2 separate regions of the Homo sapiens genome follow, and region 1 is linked to region 2. A link is an interaction called in ENCODE POLR2A ChIA-PET data of the cell type or tissue named here. Cell type or tissue: IMR-90. All regions are shown on one strand. Each heading gives the region's core, and the rest is flanking DNA. Links, peaks and the distances in the headings are about the cores only.

Region 1 (4,386 bases), core at 166-4,165, 470 kb after region 2:
CCTCTGTCACCCAGCCTGGAATATAATAGCATGAACACAGCTCACTGCAGCCTTGACCTCCTGGGCTCAAGCAATCCTCCCACCTCAGCCTCCAAAGTAGCTGGGACCACAGGTGCATGCCACCATGCTTGGCTAATTTTCTATTTTTTTTTGTAGAGATGGGGTCTCATCATGTTGCCCAGGCTGTCTCGAACTCCTGGGCTCAGGCGATCCTCTCGTGTCAGCCTCCCAAAGTGTTGGGATTACAGATGTGAGCCACCACACCTGGCAACCATGAATTTTTCTAGGTCTTCTCCCCTTTACTTCTGGACTGAGAATTCTATATTCTCATTTTACAAGTGAGTCTGTGAGCCACCACACCCGGCAACAATGAATTTTTCCAGATCTTCTCCCCTTTACTTCTGGACTGAGAATTCTATATTCTCATTTTACAAGTGAAAATGAGGACAGGCATGGTCAAGGAACTTCACCAGTGTCCACAGTTAGTAAACTGCTTGAACCAGAAGAGGCATTTTGGTTCTCCGTCTTTTTGCTCTTCCTCTCTTGCCTTTCTATCACTCTTTTGAGACTCAGGGCAGTAGTTTCAGGTCCCAAGTAAGACCCTTTGACTTCTTGCTCCAAGCTTAAACCACAATCACGCTTAATGACCTACCCTCTGCATCCCATAGCTACCATTTCAACCGGCAAATGTCATGTTATCATGACAAACAAGAGCCAGCCAGTGCCAAGCTCACAAATGCCCTGTAGGAGAATTAACCTGATGACTTTAAAAAATCCCAGAGGGAGTTTTCCTATTATGGAGGACTATAGGCTTCATGAAAGGCCATGACTAAAAGGCTTCACCATTAGGAGGATCTACAGTCACATCTAGGGGGTACTGCCCATGCCTCCCCACCCCCAAACCTTGCTACCTGGGAAGGAACCTGAGAAATGAAGCCTCTGGGTAATCCTTGGAGAAACTCCAAAGCAAACACTGCCTGCGGCTTGGCACTGGCTTGGCACAGGTTCTCAGCAGCTACACCTCACCGGATAAACAATAATGGGATTTCTAACAGGGAAGGTGTGATACTGGCTTCTTTCCCAGGGATTAGTCCCTAGTGGGCTGCAGGCTCTAAATATTTCATACATCTTGGCTTCTCCAGGCCTGCTTCCAACTTTTCCCTTCCTCAATTTATTATAAACACAAACACAAGATTTATTTCCTGTGTTGTTTTTACTACAGCTCTGCCTTTTGATAATCCCTCACTGGCATCTGTGTGCCTTCCACATCAAGCTCACAGACCCATTGGCGACAATCCGATTTAATTTTAAAATACTTATTAAGCACCCATTGGCACTGAGCTCAGTTCTGTGAAGGATCCAAGAAAATAGAATGATTTAAAGTTTTATTCAAGAATAAAGGCCATGGGCATCTAAAGGAATTAAAATTGATATAAAATTCTAAAATAAACTGAATATAACTCAAAACTAACATGTATGGTATTGACACAAGTAATTTTTGATACATTTTTAAATACCTACTAATACTGTCTTTTTCTTCATAACTTTTCTTGTTTTTTTTTGAGACAGGGTCTCACTGTGTTGCCCAGGCTGGAGTGCAATGGCACAATCATAGCTCACTGCAGCCTTGACTTCCCGGGCTTACAGGATCCTCCCATCTCAGCCTCTCCAGTAGCTAGGACTACAAACATGCACCACCAGGCCGGCTAATTTTTTCTATTTTTGTAGACATGAGGTCTCACTATGTTGCCTAGCCTGGTCTCAAACTCCTGGGCTCAAGCCATCTGCCCAACTCGACCTCTCAAAGTGCTGGGATTAAAGCCGTGAACCATCATGCCCAGCCATAACTTTTCTTATTGCTTTGTTTCCTAGGGCAGTTATCTAACAGATCCTTTCAGGGGTGTGTAACATCATCAAAACGTCAAACTTTCAACCAATAAACATACAAGCTTAGAAGGTATTTCTGAAATAATTTTAGGAGAATATACAAACGAAGGTTGGAATCTACCTAGCTCACCTTTGGGGAGGGTGACCAGTGGCATGAGCTCCATTCTGACCAAACTGATGGGGTCCAGGAGGTGGGGGACCCGGAGGCAACATTCCCCTAGTGGCGGTGGCCCCCAAAGGCCCTGCTGGCTTCATCATACCTGCAAGAGAGGGGCATGAATTTAGAAGTGTATTAAAGTACAAAGAGAGATGAGGCAAAGTCATTAGGTTAAAAATGAGAACTAGGTGGAGGAGGAGGGAAACAAATGGATTAGAACAAAATCTCTTTCAAGCTTAACCATCACCTACAGACCTGTCAATACCAGGCTCTGGCATGAGTATTTGACTATCATAATGATGAAAGAGCAGAAAAGAAGGGAATCATTTTATCACTAAACAGAAACTAAAACAGAAAAAAATAAATTTGCATATGACAGAGGCACCTTGATAAAGTATATTACCACGCAAAGAATACTAAAACACGCAATGAAAAATGGCAGTTAGATATCAGAAAATAAACCTGGAAAAAGCAGGAAGGGTCATGGTAAAGCATTCTAACTGTAACTAAACGGGGCATGGGGGAGAACACTAGAAATGCCTTTGACTTACAGCACAACAAAAGCAGATGGGGAGTAGGGTCTATCTTTCTAAAAATCCTGAGCACTTCCTTCAGAGCTTAAAAATCTTTCCAGAATCCTAACTGGCTGGATGATGAACAGCTGGGGGACTGCTCACTCACAGAGTCAGATTCACCATGCTTGCTCAGACAAAATATGGGACCACATGCAGTTAACGGATGCTTCTGGGAATGTCTGTGTTTTCATTTATTAGCAGCTCTTCTCAAATAGAGACCTTTAAAGACTTCTCTTTGGAACTGTCTTCAGACATTTCTCTCTTTTCTTCTTGAGAAATTGCAGTAAAGGAGAGAAATCACTGGGCTTGGGTTAGAGTAGTTCAAGGCCCCACTGGTTACTTATTAGTTGTATGAACCTGGGCAAGAAGCTTATCTTTAAGGACCTCAGTTTTCTTCCTGTAAAATGAAAGGCTTAGACTAGATTACCTGAGACCTCTTCTAGCTTCTAGAAAGAAAAAAAGAGAAAAGAAAAAAAGAGAAAAACTTCAGTTCTTCTATCTGCTGTCTCCACTTGCTTGTTTTCCCTCATTTGATTTACTTTTGACCATACCCTGCTCTCTGGCAAGGTCATCAATGACCACCTAGCTGCCTGCTGTGCACTCCTCCTTTTGACTTCGTCATAGTATTTCATATTAACATTTCCTTTATTCTGTTATATTCCTCCAGAAAGTTTATTCTCTCAGATAGAAAGGAATTGACTGATGATGTATAGTCACCCAGGAAGAGTTTCTTATATTGTCATCATAATTGCTTTCGAGAGAATGCTTTCAGATGTTTGCATAATCTAAAATGACAGGTATCTAGTGAAGTGCCGGTCTTCATGAATAATATTGAAACTTTTACAAGGTTTCCTCTCTTAAAATAGGATTCCTTAAACTGAGGACATTTTTATATTAATTCTACATAGTTTTACTTAGCAAATTCATATACCACTATTTTCAATAAATATTATCCTTATAGCACTACACTTTAATACAAAGTTCTAAACCCCAAACCCAGCAAAGTTAGAAAAACATGAGACTTGCAGTCACAGACAAGTTTGAATTTGTGACTCCGATAAGATACTCTATTTTTCAGAGCTTCAACTTGTAATCCCATGTCATGGCAATAATATTCCCTAGCTCCAAGGATTGTTCTGAGAATTAAATGAACCAATGGATATGACGGTTTTTAAAACAGCTGTTTCATCTTCCCTGGCCATAGCCCCTGCTCTCCTTTCTTAAGCATTTTTATTCTAACAAAGCATATGCAACATAATTACAAGCACATTTATATTTTCATTTTAAAAACATTATTTTGGACAAAAGTAGGCAATTCACAACAGTAGCATTAAAATATTTTCAACTTAAATAATTACATGCACTACGAGAAGTCGAAAATATTCTTTTTTTTTTGGTCTTTTTTTTTCTTTTTTTAAATTTGCCTCACAGCTCTCCAAAAATATTCCCCCTTTAAAAAAATAAGTAGGATAGCAGCAATTTTCATGAAAACCCCTATAGACATGTCTAGAGAATTAAAAAAAAAAGCTCTGATATATGCAAGCAGAACTTTATACATCAATATTACTGTGCTCTCCCTTTTGTTTGGGAATCAACTCTATGGCAGTGATTCAAATCATTCTGTGGCATTCTCAAATCATTCTCATTATTATTCAACATACATTTAAGGTGCCTTTGAGCCATTTGAGAGAAGAGACAACCATGTAAACAAATCATTACAATGTCTTGGGATGACTGTTACAATATGCAGAGAGACTACCTAACTCT
Region 2 (4,386 bases), core at 226-4,225:
ATAAGGCTGAGTTATGTCAGAAAGAGAGCAACAGATCACTATCATTTTTTAACTTTAAATTACTTTTCTTGAGTCTGTGCTTATGTACTTAAAGAGAAGTTGTATATTCTCTCCTACACATTCATTCTCTAATAATTCTCTGCTCTTATCTATTTATAAAACTAAGAATAATATGAAGATGAAAAAAGTCAATGTTTGCTAAACCTAAGATTTTACTATAATCTCTTATGGTGAATAACGAGACAATGCTAGCACTCTTTGTTTGACATCACCTCAAATTTTTTATAGCTACATTGGCATTCTGTTCATGAAACACAAGTAAAGCGATGACTTCATTCCCGAGGATAAAGGATAATTGATCTTAACCTTCCTATCACTTTTCCTTAACTCAAAGCACTAATGCAATTGAAGGTACTGATAAATAAAATTTCTCCAGGAAATGAATGACATTGTGACAGATAACCTCCAAGTTACCTCCAAAAAGTACAAAGTACAATATGATTCAGAATCTCAATTCAGGAAACCCTTGCCCCACAGTGTGAATGGAAAGCTGCCAAAAATATTTTGTTGAAAAGAAATTCAAACTTTGAGGATATTTTTTCTTCCTCAGTTTTTAAACAAAAAAAAAAACCTAATTTCAACAAAATCCCAACAATTCAAAATGAAGCAATGTTCAAAGCTGGATTATTCATTTACATTAAATTTATTAGTGTGATGCTTTTATTACCACAAACCTAAAACATTTTGCCACCTTTATCTCCTGATGTTACCAACTAATCCTGATAAAACATATAAAGCTAAGTAATGGCTCTGGAAAACTGTGTATAACTATATTAAGTTGCTACTTCACCAAGATAGTAGTATTCCCATCTCTTTTCCCTTTCTTTTTTTCCAGTCACTGATGATACTTACCATACTGAGCTGGAGTATGTGAATATGGCTGATTTTGGCCACATAATTTTGCCATACTTTTTAAAACAGAGGTCAACAGCTAAATTAAGGCAAAATTTTACCACATTTTTAAAAATCGGAGTCTAAAGAATGGAGGGAAGGTTATTGATTGCCACGTTAATGTAACATTTCCCTTTCCAGAACAAGTAATTATGCCTCTTTAATGTAAATATGGTAACCCACTCAACGTAAGCTAATCTAGAGAACAGACGCCCAAAGCACACTGTCACCCAATACACGAGCGCACACACACACACAGTGGCCAGAGGACAGAGCAAATTCAGAAACCCAGAGCTCAGCACCTTGCATAGAACTGTCACCCCTGACAACCTTCACACAAGCACACCTGGCTGGCTTAGATTTGCAGCACCAGTATACCTTACTGGTAACCCAGCTGCAGCCCACCATCACAGCCCGCAAACGCAAGCCCACAACCCCACACACCCCGTCACTTTTTCCAAGAGACCTGTACGCCGGCCCCAAGCCTCACTGGCTCCGAGCCCGTCCGGAGTTTCCGCGGCCGCCCCGAGGCCACTAACCGTGTCTGCAGTCGCAGTAGCCCCAGTCCACCTTGCCACGGGCGTCTCCGTAGAAACACCAGGGTCTGCCCGCGCCGTCGGGGCTCCGACAAAAGTTGTGGCGCTGTCCTCGCAGCTGAGCCCAGCTCGCTGGGGGCGACCGCTCCAGGAAGGGTGGCACCTCCGCCCACCGCAGACACGGGGCGCCGAAGTCCGTCACGCTGACCCATGGCTCGCCGGCGGGGCAGCCCCAGGGGTGCGGCCGGGGCGTGTGCCCGGCCTGGAGGGCGTGCGGGCGCTGGGCAGGGAGCGCCCGCGGGGGGCGCGGGAAGCGCGGGAGAGGCGGCGGCGGACGCGTCCTCGGGGGCCGCTGCTGGGTGGGAAGGTAATAGGGGTAGTGCGGACCCGCAGGGGGCGAATGGCGGTGGCTGTGGTGGAGGGAATCATTGAGGACAGAATCAAAGCCGACCACTTCGGGGAGCGCCCCTAACATCAGGGCTAGCACGAAGCGGGCGAGCGTCATGGTGCCAGCGCTGCGGGGTCTGGTCCATGCTCCCCAGCTTCTCGGGCTTGGAGCGGAGAAGAGGAGGGGGCGGGGGCGGGGCTGCCGCGTCCCTCGAATCCCCCAGCCCCCTCCCGCCCCCGCACGCGGACCGCCCTCGCCTCCCCAACCTTGCCTCCCGCCGCTGGTGCCCTGCCGCGCCTCGGCTCCTGTCCCCTGGCGGCGGCCGCGGGTGGGGAAATCTGGAGCTCAGCCGAGCCCCGGCCGGCGGAGAGGACCGGAAAAGAGAAGGCGCGGACGCAGCGGGGAGCGGTTGGGCCTGAGCCCCAGGTAGCGGCGCAGGCACGAGCCCGGGAACTCTGCCCCCTGGGGGCGGGCGCCGGCCGCGCAAGCTGCTCCGGACCTACGCTCGGCCCCTGCCAGGCCCACCGCAGTCCGCCCGCACGGCACTGCCAGCTGCTGGGACCGAGCCCGAGGGTGCCCGCGCGGAGCACGGTCTTGGCTGCCCCTTGCCAGCATGCAGCACCAGCACAGCCCGGCGTTGGCGGCTCCCAAATCTGGCACCGGCCCCTGCCGTCATCTCTCCTCCAACCTCGTCGCCCCGTATCTTGCTTCCTCTGTTTTGAAATCTTTACCAAAGTATGGATGGATTTAGATGCAGCTCTTCCCTGACAACTCCCAGGATAAAAGTTATCAAAACCCACGAGGAATGTTAAAGCCATTTCACTGAACTATACGCTCTTCAAGGACAAGACCACGTTTTATTCAGCTTGATATCACCGTGCTTAACACCGTGCCCCAATAAACATTGGCTGAAATTAAAATCCTGAACCGACTCAGGGAAAGGAGCTTGAGCCTTTCTGCTTCCTGCCTCCCACTTTCCAGCCGGTGCCCTGGACAACACCAGTTGTTTGGTTATTATTGGGATTCAGTGAGGCTCTCTTAATACCAAATTTCCTCTCTAACCAGAGAAGACTTCATCCGTCCCGGTTTCCATCCTATCCAAAAAGTCCACCCCCCTAGCACCTGCCTCGTTTTTTGCAGGGCAAGGGACTTCTGTTAAGCCTATTCATTTGCCTCTCCAGAGACTCTGCCTGCTGACAATTTTGAAGCTTCACTGTTGGCTCGACCTCAGCTTAGTAGGGCCCTTTCAACACTCCTCGCCCCCCTCCCGCAGGCTCCAAAAAACTGTTGGCTTAGAATCTTAAAAAAAAAAAGTTACTGGAGCTGTATGTTTTAGTATTTTGCCTTTCAGTTGTTTCTGACTATGCTACCAAAGTTTGACAAGGAGAAGGAAGCCCGTAAAGAAGGCAACATTTTATTTTCTGGCATGGTCACGTTTCGTTGTGAAAAAGCAATGCTGTCTCATAATATAATGTACCCTGAAGAAAACTTGAACAAAATTCAAATGTTTATTGTTAAAACCTAGGTTTCAATTAGGAACTGAATTAATTCACTACTAGCTTTAAATAAGCCATCTTTAGCCGGGCGAGGTGGCTCACACCTGTAATCCCAGCAGTTTGGGACGCCCAGGCAGGCGGATCACATGAGGCCAGGAGTTCGAGAACAGCGTCGCCAACATGATGAAACCCGCCTTTACTAAAAATACAAAAAGCCGGGGGAGTGTTGGCGCACGCCTGTAATTCCAGCTACTTGGGAGGCTGAGCCAGGAAAATCGCTTGAACCTGGGAGCAGAGGTTGCAGTGAGCCGAGATCGTGCCACTGCACTCCAGCCTGGGCGACAGAGGGAGACGTTGTCTCAAGAAAAAAAAAAAAAATCCATCTTTAATTTTGTGGGTCGTTTTATTGTTTTTTGTTTCACTCCTATTAATGAAATATTTGATTTTACTTTAGAGAGAATTGGGTAAAAGAAATGATGTTAAGAGTCCAGGGATGTATTTGTCAAATCTTTATTCAAGTTGTTTTCATTCCAGTTGTTTTTACCCATTATTTTTTTACTAATACTTTTCTGGCTCCAAAAGCATAGTTAAATCTATACTTGTGGAAGACAATGAAAGATAAAATATATATCTGGAGTAGTCTATTTGTTCATTTTAGTGAGGGTTGGCAGAGCTCATCAATCACAGATTTTTGAAATAATAGGTGACAGTTCTATCAGGGGTCAGCCCTTTTTCTTTCTGACTAGCTTTTCCACCTTAGGCTACACACCTGATGGCCCAGGGAAGGCTCATTTTAGGACTGTGGGGAGGCTGCTTGGACCCTGCTCCCTCCCCTTCCCACATTGACCCCTACAATCATTGCTTCCATGCTTCCTGGGGGTCCAGAAGCAGACCCAATTTCCATGCATCTACATACCTTGCAGACAGGAAAATAATGAGAGAGAAGTGAATAAAACAGAAGACTGTTAGATCTGAGCTCCAGAGAGGAGCATGGCCTCAGGCAGTCTGGCCTCTC

Evidence for each region. Peaks named below come from ENCODE experiments on the same cell type or tissue, not always from the same donor. Only the 100,000 strongest peaks of a DNase experiment are listed, where the experiment ranks them.
Region 1: POLR2A ChIA-PET joins it to region 2 with 9 read pairs; 2 of 35 experiments call an interaction of 5 or more read pairs at or near these places.

The regions. Positions count from the first base shown.
Region 1 is chr4:118,822,603-118,826,988 of GRCh38, forward strand. SEC24D (SEC24 homolog D, COPII component) reads right to left here. Exons shown (of 23, transcript NM_014822.4): 3 at 2,018-2,147. Among named protein-coding and RNA genes, the nearest start is that of SEC24D, 11 kb to the right of the region's middle. In IMR-90, for the core only: no CTCF peak of the experiment used is centred there; no DNase peak of the experiment used is centred there.
Region 2 is chr4:118,350,729-118,355,114 of GRCh38, forward strand. PRSS12 (serine protease 12) reads right to left here and starts at 2,275. Exons shown (of 13, transcript NM_003619.4): 1 at 1,491-2,275. The coding sequence starts at 1,992. RefSeq lists an enhancer at 2,020-2,865 and silencers at 2,132-2,211, 2,242-2,501. In IMR-90, for the core only: a CTCF peak has its summit at 2,331 (motif pointing left); DNase peaks (open chromatin) are centred at 1,203 and 2,293; H3K4me3 peaks cover 2,824 bases; H3K27ac peaks cover 2,112 bases.